Regions from separate parts of the Homo sapiens genome. Here region 2 is linked to region 1. The links are chromatin loops, found by intact Hi-C in ENCODE. Cell type or tissue: B cell. All regions are shown on one strand.

Region 1 (5,000 bases):
TAAGCACAAAGTGTTGGGCCTCTATGAGTCAATCAGATCACAGAAAAATCAGAAAACAAGTTCTTGTTTCTCAACTTTGCTGAGTAAGCAGAGAGCACAGGCTATAGGCATCCTCTCCCTTGGCCCTGCCATATCTTATACCTAGAATCTGTGCTGCAGAAACTTCTTGAAAAGGAAATCTCCAGAGAGGTGTCAGATATCTTTCATTTGTTCCTAGATTCATTCTCCAACCTTCTCTACTAGGCTGTCTGTGCTAGGAGGCTTTTGATAATCAGGCAAGCACAATGACCCATCCTAGTGATGCCAGCATCCCCTTGGCCATGTAGTGCTTGCTCAAGGAGCCTGTTACAAAGTGCTCCTTTGAGAGCACTTTGCATCTCTGGTGCAGAGATAGGGGCTATACAAGGGCTCAACCAAAAAGCTGGTTTTTCTTCTGCCTCTGCAGATTGGCCAACTGGTCAAAAGCAGAGGTTTATGCTGATCCCCTGAGATGACACCCTGGGAGCAGGTGGGTCACATTAGCCTCCTCCATTATGGAAGGGCAATGCTCTGCCCTCATAGAGTCAGACACATTCCCGGTAGAGATCATCCTCTCAGCCTTAACAATTCTGTCCACACACCACTCACAGAGCACCTTATCAATCTCCGTGGTATCCTGCACACCATCACCTCTGTCCAAAGGCACATTTTTTAGCAAAGGAAGTGAGCAGGGGACTCACACTTGCAGAATTCACAGGTCTCAACATGTGACCTGTGACCCAGGGTCAGTTGGCTTGATAGACTGCTGCAGCACTGGCTTTACCAGCTGTGTGATGGTCCCACAGCAGGTGGTGTACTCTTTAAACCAGCAGGCAGTGTATGATGGCATCACCCCATTAGAGAGCATGGGTCTGGGAGCCAAGTAGGGGAGGTAGAAGTTGACACCTCTTACTATTGCACTCAATAACCACTTGAAGAGTTTTTGCTTCCCATTAATCTGCTGCTACCAGCACTGTTCAACAGCTCTGGATAATACTTGTGGATCTTGATGCTAAGGAGCCTGCTCCTTATGCATCAAGAAACACATAACCAGGTACAGAAACTCTGCAGAGTACTCATGAGTGGCAGGAGGAGCTGTACCACAAGAAGGAAGGGCTCAGGGAAGGGGACATGTCTTACTCACTTGTTAGCTTCCACGGATGGGATGTGGCAGTGCTCATGAAAGGATCTTGGACAAGTGTCGCAGCAGAACAGCCGTCCCCATTTGTTGCACACCTCACATATATTTGAGTTTTCCGGCTAGAAGGGGAGATGTAGACATCACCGGGATCAGTGAGACCCTTGGACCCTAGAATATGTGACCTTTTTATGTATCAAGGGCACACTTGTAAATTTCTGTCCTCAAAATATTAAAGATTGCTGAGTGGAGATCTCAGAAGACATTTTGGTCTGCGGCAAAGTTCAGTAGATAGTGGCTGTGTGTCAGGCCAGAAAAGTTTTCTTTATGAAACCAGAGATTCTGACATGATGACTAGTGACAAAAATAGGATGAATTAGAGATTTTTTGAGCAATTTATTAAACAGCTGGGAAAACCTGGCCCAGAAATAGTGTCTTTTCTAGCTGTCTACATCGTATCCTTTAAACTGACTTGCCAAAGGGTGATTTACTGAGAATTTAATATGATGGAATAAACTTCTGAGATATCACTGCAACCCACACTCTTGTCATAGCAAGAATGAGTTGAAGAAAGGGCTTGGGGGAGGAGTTCCTAGATGTCAGTTCTTTTCCTGGAGGGCTCTGGGCCTGCAGCAGTACCTCTGGGATGGAAAAACCGTGGGCAAGATGACCAGGTGGGCACCAGGGAGTACAGGGCTTTTTGCTTTTTGCTCTGGGAACCTGGAGGAAGAGTCCCCATGACTTAGGCATGTAAGGTGTTGTAATTTCTCTTCCTCTACAAAGTCACTATACAAAGAAGAGACTAAAGTCACATAAATAAAAACAATTCTAGGCTGCAAGATATATCTTGCCCATGTGTTCCCTTTCAATGGCAGAATTTGAGTGGCCTATTAGGAGCCATTTCTTGGGCACATCTCCAAGGGGGGTGCCTGAGCTTCCCCTGGAGTGGGGCCTTGTAACTGTTTTTCCTTTTTGTTGTAACAGATGAGACTCATCGATGCTGACCACTATTTTTAGGCTGCTGGGTCAAGGTTTCTGATACATCATCCTATAAAGTACACTGCAAGTGGGCCCCAAGAAAGAATAAATACCACAGGCAAATCCTATGTTTGAAGTTCCATTGTCTAGAAAGCCTGCAAACTTGGTGTATGTCTCTTTAACCTTTTTAGTAAGAATTTTTTTCTTTTGCTTACAAGTGGTTCTCAACTTGCTCTACAGTAGAATCCCCTGGGAGCATTAAAAAACATCTCTGGAGCCCCATTACCAGAGATTTTGATTCAGTTAGTCTGGGTTGGTGTATAGGCATCAGTATGTCTTAAATATTGTCCAGATGGTTCTAATGTGCAGTCAATAGTTGAGAACTCTGGCCTCTAATGCAGTGGTCTCTGGACCAGCAGCAGCAGCACCTGGAACTTGTTAGAAATATACAGCCTTGGGCTCTGCCTCTCACTTGCTGAATCAGAAGCCTAGGGGTAGCTCCTAGCCAGCTGTGGTCTATGAAGCCCTTCAGGTGGTTCTGATGGACCCTACACAATTGTGGCAATTGTGATCGAACTGTATTGCACTACAGTGACTCACAACTTTTCTTGTGCTAGAAAAACACAAAACACCAGAGGAGCTTTGGAAACACCAATTCTCAGGCAGCACCTCAGACCAATAACATCAGAATCTTTGTCAGGCGGTTGCGGGGGATCCCCAGGTGATTGCAACGTGCAGCCAAGGTTGAAAACCCACATTACAAAGTGGTTTCTCCTGAGTAAGGGCTGGGAGGTCATAACTAGAGTCATTAACAGCCTACAAGTTTGTCTAGGAAAGTTTTTGAAAAGGGGTGAGGACTTCCTTGCTGGAAGAGTTGCCTTTTCCTCTTCACAGAGGGCTTGGCTGTGGGCTGTAAGAAATGGCCCTATGGGTCTCCCTTAGTCATCAAACAAGTTATGCAGACCCCAGAGATGAGAGCTGTTTGACTACTGAAGGGTCTCACCTCCAGCAAAGAAACAGAAACAGTGTGGATTGATCTAGATCTTGCTAGGGAAGAGCATTGGCTAAGAAAATAGAGGGCATGGCAACTTCTTTTCTATCCCCTCTCAATTAGTGTCCTGTACCAGTCCAGCTGCATGGCATTTTTGTTTTGAGACAGGGTCTCACTCTGTCACCTCGGCTGGAGTGCAGTGGTGCGATCACAGCTCACTGCAGCCTCAACTTCCTGGACTTAAGTAATCCTACCACCTCAGCCCCTGGAGTAGCTGGGACTACAGGTGTGTCCCACCATGCCTGACTAATTTTTGGTATTTTTTGTGGAGGTGGGGTTTTGCCATGTTGCCCAGGCTGGTCTCAAACTCATGGGTTCAAGTGATCCTCTTGCCTCAGCCTCCCAAAGTGCTAGGATTGCAGGCATGAATCACTGTGCCTAGCTTACATGGCATTCTTACAGCAAAAGGTGCTCCTTGCAGTTGTGCAAAAGGCTGACCCTGCCTAAAATGCTCATCTCATTGCAATGAAAAGAATCAAAATGTGACTTTGTTTAGACAGGGAAGTCACCCATGATTTTGTTATTGAAATACCAGGGGTTCAGTTTAGGTCCTGCTGCTTGCCACGCAGAAAGCCAATCACTGAGACAATGAGTATTGCCAAGCAAGAAGGCTTTAGTCGGGTGCTGCAGCCAAGGGGATGAGAGATCAGTCTGAAATCTGTCTCCCTGACTCACTAAAGTTAGGGGTTTATATAGCAGAAATGTATCTATATTCAGGGAAGCAGGAATTAGGGAGTGGTAAGGAGGAATTGGTTAACAGGAAGGAGATTATTGGTTAGGCAGTCATAAGGGGTGAGGAGTTTGGCATCTCATTGTCCAAATACAGTAATCTGGTGAGTTTCAGTCCCTTGATGTTATGTGGGGGTCTGACGGTTGGTTTCCTGAGAAAGAACTCAGATAAGACAAATGTAACTCTCTCAAGTTTTAAGACTGAGAGGGTCAATTTCTATGTTTATTCAAAATAAACTGTAAAAATCAGATTTATGGGACAATTGGGTTCATTTCAGTGCCCCTTTTCTGTTTATCAATTCCTCAATCATGGGGAACTGGTTGTCAATCTTTCTGGCTGTTTCATGCTGATGAGGAGTGTCGTGGGCAAATCCATACCATGGGTGACCCACATAGCCACCCAAAAATCAAAAGTTAACTGAATACTATAGGTTTCTTCTGAAACACACTCTTTTTCTCTCCAGTCTCCCACTTCCACTAAAGACAAATCACAGCAGGACCAACCTACCTGCCAAATAAGCTTCAGTCCCATATACTTGGCTTATTTGCCCACACAAAGTGCAGCAAGAACCATTGTCCATGTAGGCTATCTTAAACTGGCTTTGCTGGAACCTCTCACAAGGCCATTTCAGTCAAAGCCCTGGGAAAATGACCAGTTCCTCCAACTGTGTCTCATTATAAAAGAAAACATATTCTTTTTTTTTTTTTTTTTTTTTTTTTTTTTGAGATGGAGTCTTGCTCTGTCACCCAGGCTGGAGTGGAGTGGCATGATCTTGGCTCCCTGCAGCCTCCACCTCCCAGGTTCAAGTGATCCTCCTGCCTCAGCCTCCCGAGTAGCTGGGACGACAGGCATGCACCACCACTCCTGGCTAATTTTTGTATTTTTAGTAGAGACGGGGTTTCACCATGTTGGCAGGCTGGACTCAAACCCCTGACCTCAAGTGATCCACCTGCCTTGGCCTCCCAAAGTGCTAGGATTACAGGCATGAGCCAACACACCCAGCAGAAAACAGATTCTTATTAAACATACGCAAACACATTGCCATGAATTAATAATATTCACAAATAGTTTATGAATTCTGGAGA
Region 2 (5,000 bases), 52 kb before region 1:
ACCAGAGTGTCCTCTCTCTTTAAGCCAAGTGCTCTGTCATAGGTCTTTTACTCGCCTTACCACTTAGGTTTGTGTTTATTCTGAATCTTAACCAAGAATCTGATATGTTCCCCATAGTGTAAAGATCCTCATTCCTTTTTTTTGAGATGGAGTCTTGCTCTTGTCACTGACTGGAGTGTAATGACATGATCTCGGCTCACTGCAACTTCCGCCTCCCAGGTTCAAGTGATTCTCCTGCCTCAGCCTCCTGAGTAGCTGGGATTACAGGTGCACACCACCACACCTGGCTAATTTTTGTATTTTTAGTAGAGATGGGGTTTCACCATGTTGGCCAGGCTGATCTTGAACTCCTGACCTCAAGTGATCCTCCCACCTCGGCCTCCCAAAGTGCTGGGATTATAGGCATGAGCCACTGTGCCTGGCCTGGAATGATTTTTTTGAAAGACTCCAGGAAGGAGTACTATTGACTAGGGCATGGGGTTTAGAATCAAAGGGTTATTTCTGAACCACAAGAGTTCTAATCCTCCCAACAGCCATCTGAGGAACACCAAAGTGCTTTGTTCTTTCAAGGGAGTCAGAGAAGTCAGCACATTTGGGCCACTCTCTTGCTTAGGTTAACTTGCCCCATAATGGTTGGGAGCAAAAGAGAGCAGCACTCTGGAGAGATGGTTCTGCTGGGAGGGAGCACATCCTGCTTCAGTGAGACGTGTGACACACAAGTGACAAGTCAGAGCCAGAGAGAGAGGGTGGGGGAGGGAGAGAGAGGGAGAGGGAGGGAGAAGGCAGAGAGAGGGAGAGACCCACGCATGTGCAGGACCTGCATGTGCCTGTCCACCGGTGAAGATGTCCTCATTGGCGTGCTGGGATGTGTACCCAATTTGTGGGGAGAGAAACGCAAGAACGCAAGCCAGGGGTGGGGGGTGCAGGAGAAGAAGGATAGAAGCCTCGTTGACCCACATTTTTCATTATTTGGGCACAGAACCCTTATGTCCTGGGATTCCTCTTAAACAGTCAGCCAGGCGCAGTGTCTCACACCCGTAATCCCAGCACTTTGGGAGGCTGAGGTGGGTGGATTGCCTGAGGTTAGGAGTTTGAGACCAGTCTGGCCAACATGGTGAAACCCCATCTCTACTAAAAATACAAGAAAAATTAGCCAGATGTGGTGGCGTGTGACTGTAGTCCCAGCTACTCGGGAGGCTGAGGCAGGGGAATTGCTTGAACCAGAGAGGTAGAGGTTGCAGTTAGCCAAGATCATGCCACTGCACTACAGCCTGGGTGACAGAGCGAGACTCTGTATCAAAAACAAAACAAAACATAACAAACAAACCAAAAAACAGTCAGAAGTCAGATTCAGTGGAACATGATTTGGAAAGCATCATTCTGGATCACGGTACCCCTGGGGCCCCTGAATCCTCACCTGCTTTTGGGCTCTGCTCACCTTAAGCCCTAGATTCTAGCATCCCTGGGGCTCCCAGCTGCCTCCCTGTCTCTGCCCCACAGTTCGGCTCAGAGTTCTGGTCCCTGGTTTTAGTTCATGTCCTACTTTCATTCTCTCTTTGCTCCAATTTATCTTTAACTTTGTACTGATACATTTCAGTATTTTAAAAAGTCACTTCAAATCTTTCTTGAATAATATCAGAGTATGAGTGAAAAAAATCACTGTGTACAAACATAAATGTAGCTGGATCTTCATCTCACCCCTTAAGACCTAGATAATCTTGGTTCTCATCCTCTTGGCCCATCCCATGAGAATCATTTCTGAGCTCCACTGCCTGGACATCTCTAGGTCATTGATTTTGTTAGGTACATTTTCTACTTCCCCATGACTGCAGGTGAGAGTTTTACAGAACTTTTACTACTATATAACAAGGGTCTCCTTCCTCCAGATTCCACTAGTGTTTCTCTCGCTTTCTCATACACTGCACTGACATCTTCTGGAACACCTTTAGGCTTCCATCCACTGCTCTGTCCCACAGCCAAATGCCCCATGTTTTATGTTTTTGTTATAACTGCATCCTACTTCAAAATCTGTTCTAGTTATACTACTGTGAAAAAAAAAACTACCCTAAAGCAGTGATTTAAAACAATAAAAGTCTTATTTTATTTCGTGATACACCTGCAGTTTGGACAGAGCTCAGTGGAGATGGTGTGTGTCTGCTCTAGATGGGTATCTCCTGGCAGCTCGACCAGGGCTGCAGCATCAACTTCCAATATGGCGCACCACATGGCTGGCTGGCTGGCTGGGGCCCTCCTGTGGTTTAAGACCTGGTCTTAATATCAGCATAGCATTGCTTCTGCCATATTCAAACATTCTGTTGGTCAAGCAGTCACATATCCCAGATTAAAGGAAAGGGGACACAGACTCCACCTGTCAATGGGAGGAGTGTCAAATTCTGGGGATATTTTTTAAAAGCCTTATATCTGTACTATCTTTAAAAGCTTGGCTATTTTTACCAACTTGGCTCCTGCCTCTGGCCCCAGTGGTCCAGAGGTTTCTCTTTTTCCTCCCTGCCTGCTTTCCAGAAATTTCTAAGGGCATTCCCCTGACTTTATGATGTAGAGCATTTCAGCTTCCTCCAACCTATATCCAAATGCTTGGGGTCTAACTTGTCCAGTCAAGGTCACAATGTGCCCCACCAACTCATAGGCCTGAGAAAGGCTTGGAAGTTTCTGTCTTTCCCTTTTTTTTTTTTTTCCCATGGCCATGTCTGCAAGGGGAGGAGGCAAACAGAGTTTTACTTCTCTCTAACATCAACTATGTTACTTCACCTAGAAACAACTTCAGTCAGCTTTGGTCAAATAGAGTTTTCTGCCCTCTTTCCTTTGCATAAACACATGATCCCCTGACTTCCATGGACTTCTTGGAGTTGGCCTCCTGTTCCTCCTCCTTGGCCTGTACCCTCTTCTGGTCCTCCAGTCATGATTCTGTAAGTCCTTCTTAATTCCCGGCTACCATATTTTCACAAGAGTTGAGAAACCCCACTATCTGTGGCCTAGTTTTCACAAATACAGAGGCATTCAGAAATATTAATACTTTCACTTCCCTTTTCTACTTTCTGGGTGAGTCAGTTCAGACTTTTTGTTCTGGTCCCTGGGAGCCATGTTGGAAAGCCCACATTGGGCCTGAGAGTTCATAGATGTTGACGGATGGTGTGTCAGCCCCCATGGGGCTCTGCAGCCTAGAAAGTAGCAGGACCAGGAAGTCAGCAGGTGGAGGTGGCAAGTGAACAGAGGATGCGTCTTTTTCTCCCTTCCTTTGTCATCTTTCTCCATGTGGGTTTTTATATTTATTTACTTATACTTAGTTTTATTCCAAAACTTCTTTGAACTGGGTCATAAAGCCAACTGCATATTGTAAAGTAGAAGAAACTAAGCTCTGAGAAATCAGGTAAAAAGTGGCAAGTGATAGCTGGTGATGGAACGCTACCTATCCTGGCTTACCCTTTTGCAAATGTTACCTGGGTGAGACAAAGACATTTGAACCCTGAGGTTTCTTGTATTGGTTTTGCTTTGTTTTTCTTGGTATAGACCTAGGAGTGTAATTGCCCGGTCATAGGGTGGCTTTAGTAGACACTGCCAGTTTTCCAAAGTGGGTGTCCTAATTGTCACTCCACTAGCCACGTATGAGTGTTTCAAACAGCATATTCTTCTCAACATTTGATGCTAGGTTTTTTTTTTTTTTGTAGATCTTAGCCATTTTGGTGAATAGATAGTGGTATCTTGGCATAGTGGTATCTCATTGAGCTTTTACTTTGCATTTCCGTGAAAAACAATGCTTTTGAGCACTTTTTGATATGTTTATTGGTCATTTGAGTATTTTGTTATGAAATGCCTGTTATTTTGCCTATTTTTTTAAAAAAAATTGGGATTTTTGTGTTCTAATTACTAGACATTCTTCCTACATGTTCTACATAGAAGTCTTCTGTTGGATATGTGTTGTGAATATCTTCACATATTCTGTGGCTTTTTTTCACTCTCTTAATAGTGTCTTTTGATGAACAAAAGTTCTTAGTTTTAAGTAAGTCTAATTTGTCAGTGGTTTCTTTCATAGTTAGTGTTTTGGGATCTTTTGCAAGAAATCTTTGCCTACCTTAAGCCAAGAAGATATTATACTACCTGCTCTAGAAGCTTTACTATTTTATCTTTCATATTTAGGTCTATGATTCATTTGAAATAAATTTTTGTGTATGGTATGAGGTAGGGTGTTCAATTGCTCCAACAATACCATTTCATGAAGTGACCATCGTTTTCCCCACTGAAATGTGGCGGTGTCTTTGTTGTAAATTTGGTGACCTTATGTGTGTGTTTCTCTTTCTTGTAGTCTCTGTTGATTTATATGTTTATCTTTATGCCCATATCATGTTGTCTTAGTTATTGTAACTTTATATGAAGTTAAAACATTGTGATTCTTTTTCAAGACTCTTTTGGCTAACTTTGGTCTTTTGCATTTTCATTTATATTTTAAAATCAATTTGTCAATTTCCACAAACAATTCCACTTGAATTTTATTAAAATTATATTGAATCTATGAATCAGTTGGGGATAACTTACATATTAATATTTAGTCTTCAATCCACAAATATACCTTTCCATTTATTTTGGCTTTCTTTAATTTCTCTCAGCAAAAGTTCTATGATTTTCAGTGTAGTGTTCTGGAACATCTTTTGTTAGATTTACCTTTATTGTTAGTGGTTTTGATGCTTTTGAAAAGGATATTGTTTTTCTATTTTTATTTAAACTTATAATTTGCTAGTATACAAAAATACAATTGATTTTTGCATATTAACCTTGAATCCAGATACTTTACTGAAGTTACTAATTAATTCTAATAGTTCATTTCTTTAGATTTTCCAAGTATATAGTCATCTGCAAATAATGGTAGTTACATTTCCTCCCTTTTGGGTTTATTCTTTTCATTTCTTTTTATCACCTGATTGCATTATCTAGGATTTCTAGTAAGTGTTAAATGGAAATGGTGACAGTAGACATTTTTGTCTTGT

Evidence for each region. Peaks named below come from ENCODE experiments on the same cell type or tissue, not always from the same donor. Only the 100,000 strongest peaks of a DNase experiment are listed, where the experiment ranks them.
Region 2: it touches region 1 in a loop (2.1-fold over the local background); 2 of 110 quality-filtered maps call a loop at or near these places.

What each region holds. Positions count from the first base shown.
Region 1 is chr2:230,535,545-230,540,544 of GRCh38, reverse strand. SP100 (SP100 nuclear antigen) reads right to left here. Exons shown (of 29, transcript NM_001080391.2): 25 at 1,163-1,278. Among named protein-coding and RNA genes, the nearest start is that of SP100, 120 kb to the right of the region's middle. In B cell, no CTCF peak of the experiment used is centred here; a DNase peak (open chromatin) is centred at 2,864; H3K27ac peaks cover 2,966 bases.
Region 2 is chr2:230,587,771-230,592,770 of GRCh38, reverse strand. LOC112268431 (a long non-coding RNA gene) reads left to right here and starts at 3,115. Exons shown (of 5, transcript XR_002959453.2): 1 at 3,115-3,273. RefSeq lists enhancers at 71-120, 2,958-3,207, 3,368-3,517. In B cell, no CTCF peak of the experiment used is centred here; a DNase peak (open chromatin) is centred at 3,080; H3K4me3 peaks cover 921 bases; H3K27ac peaks cover 3,936 bases.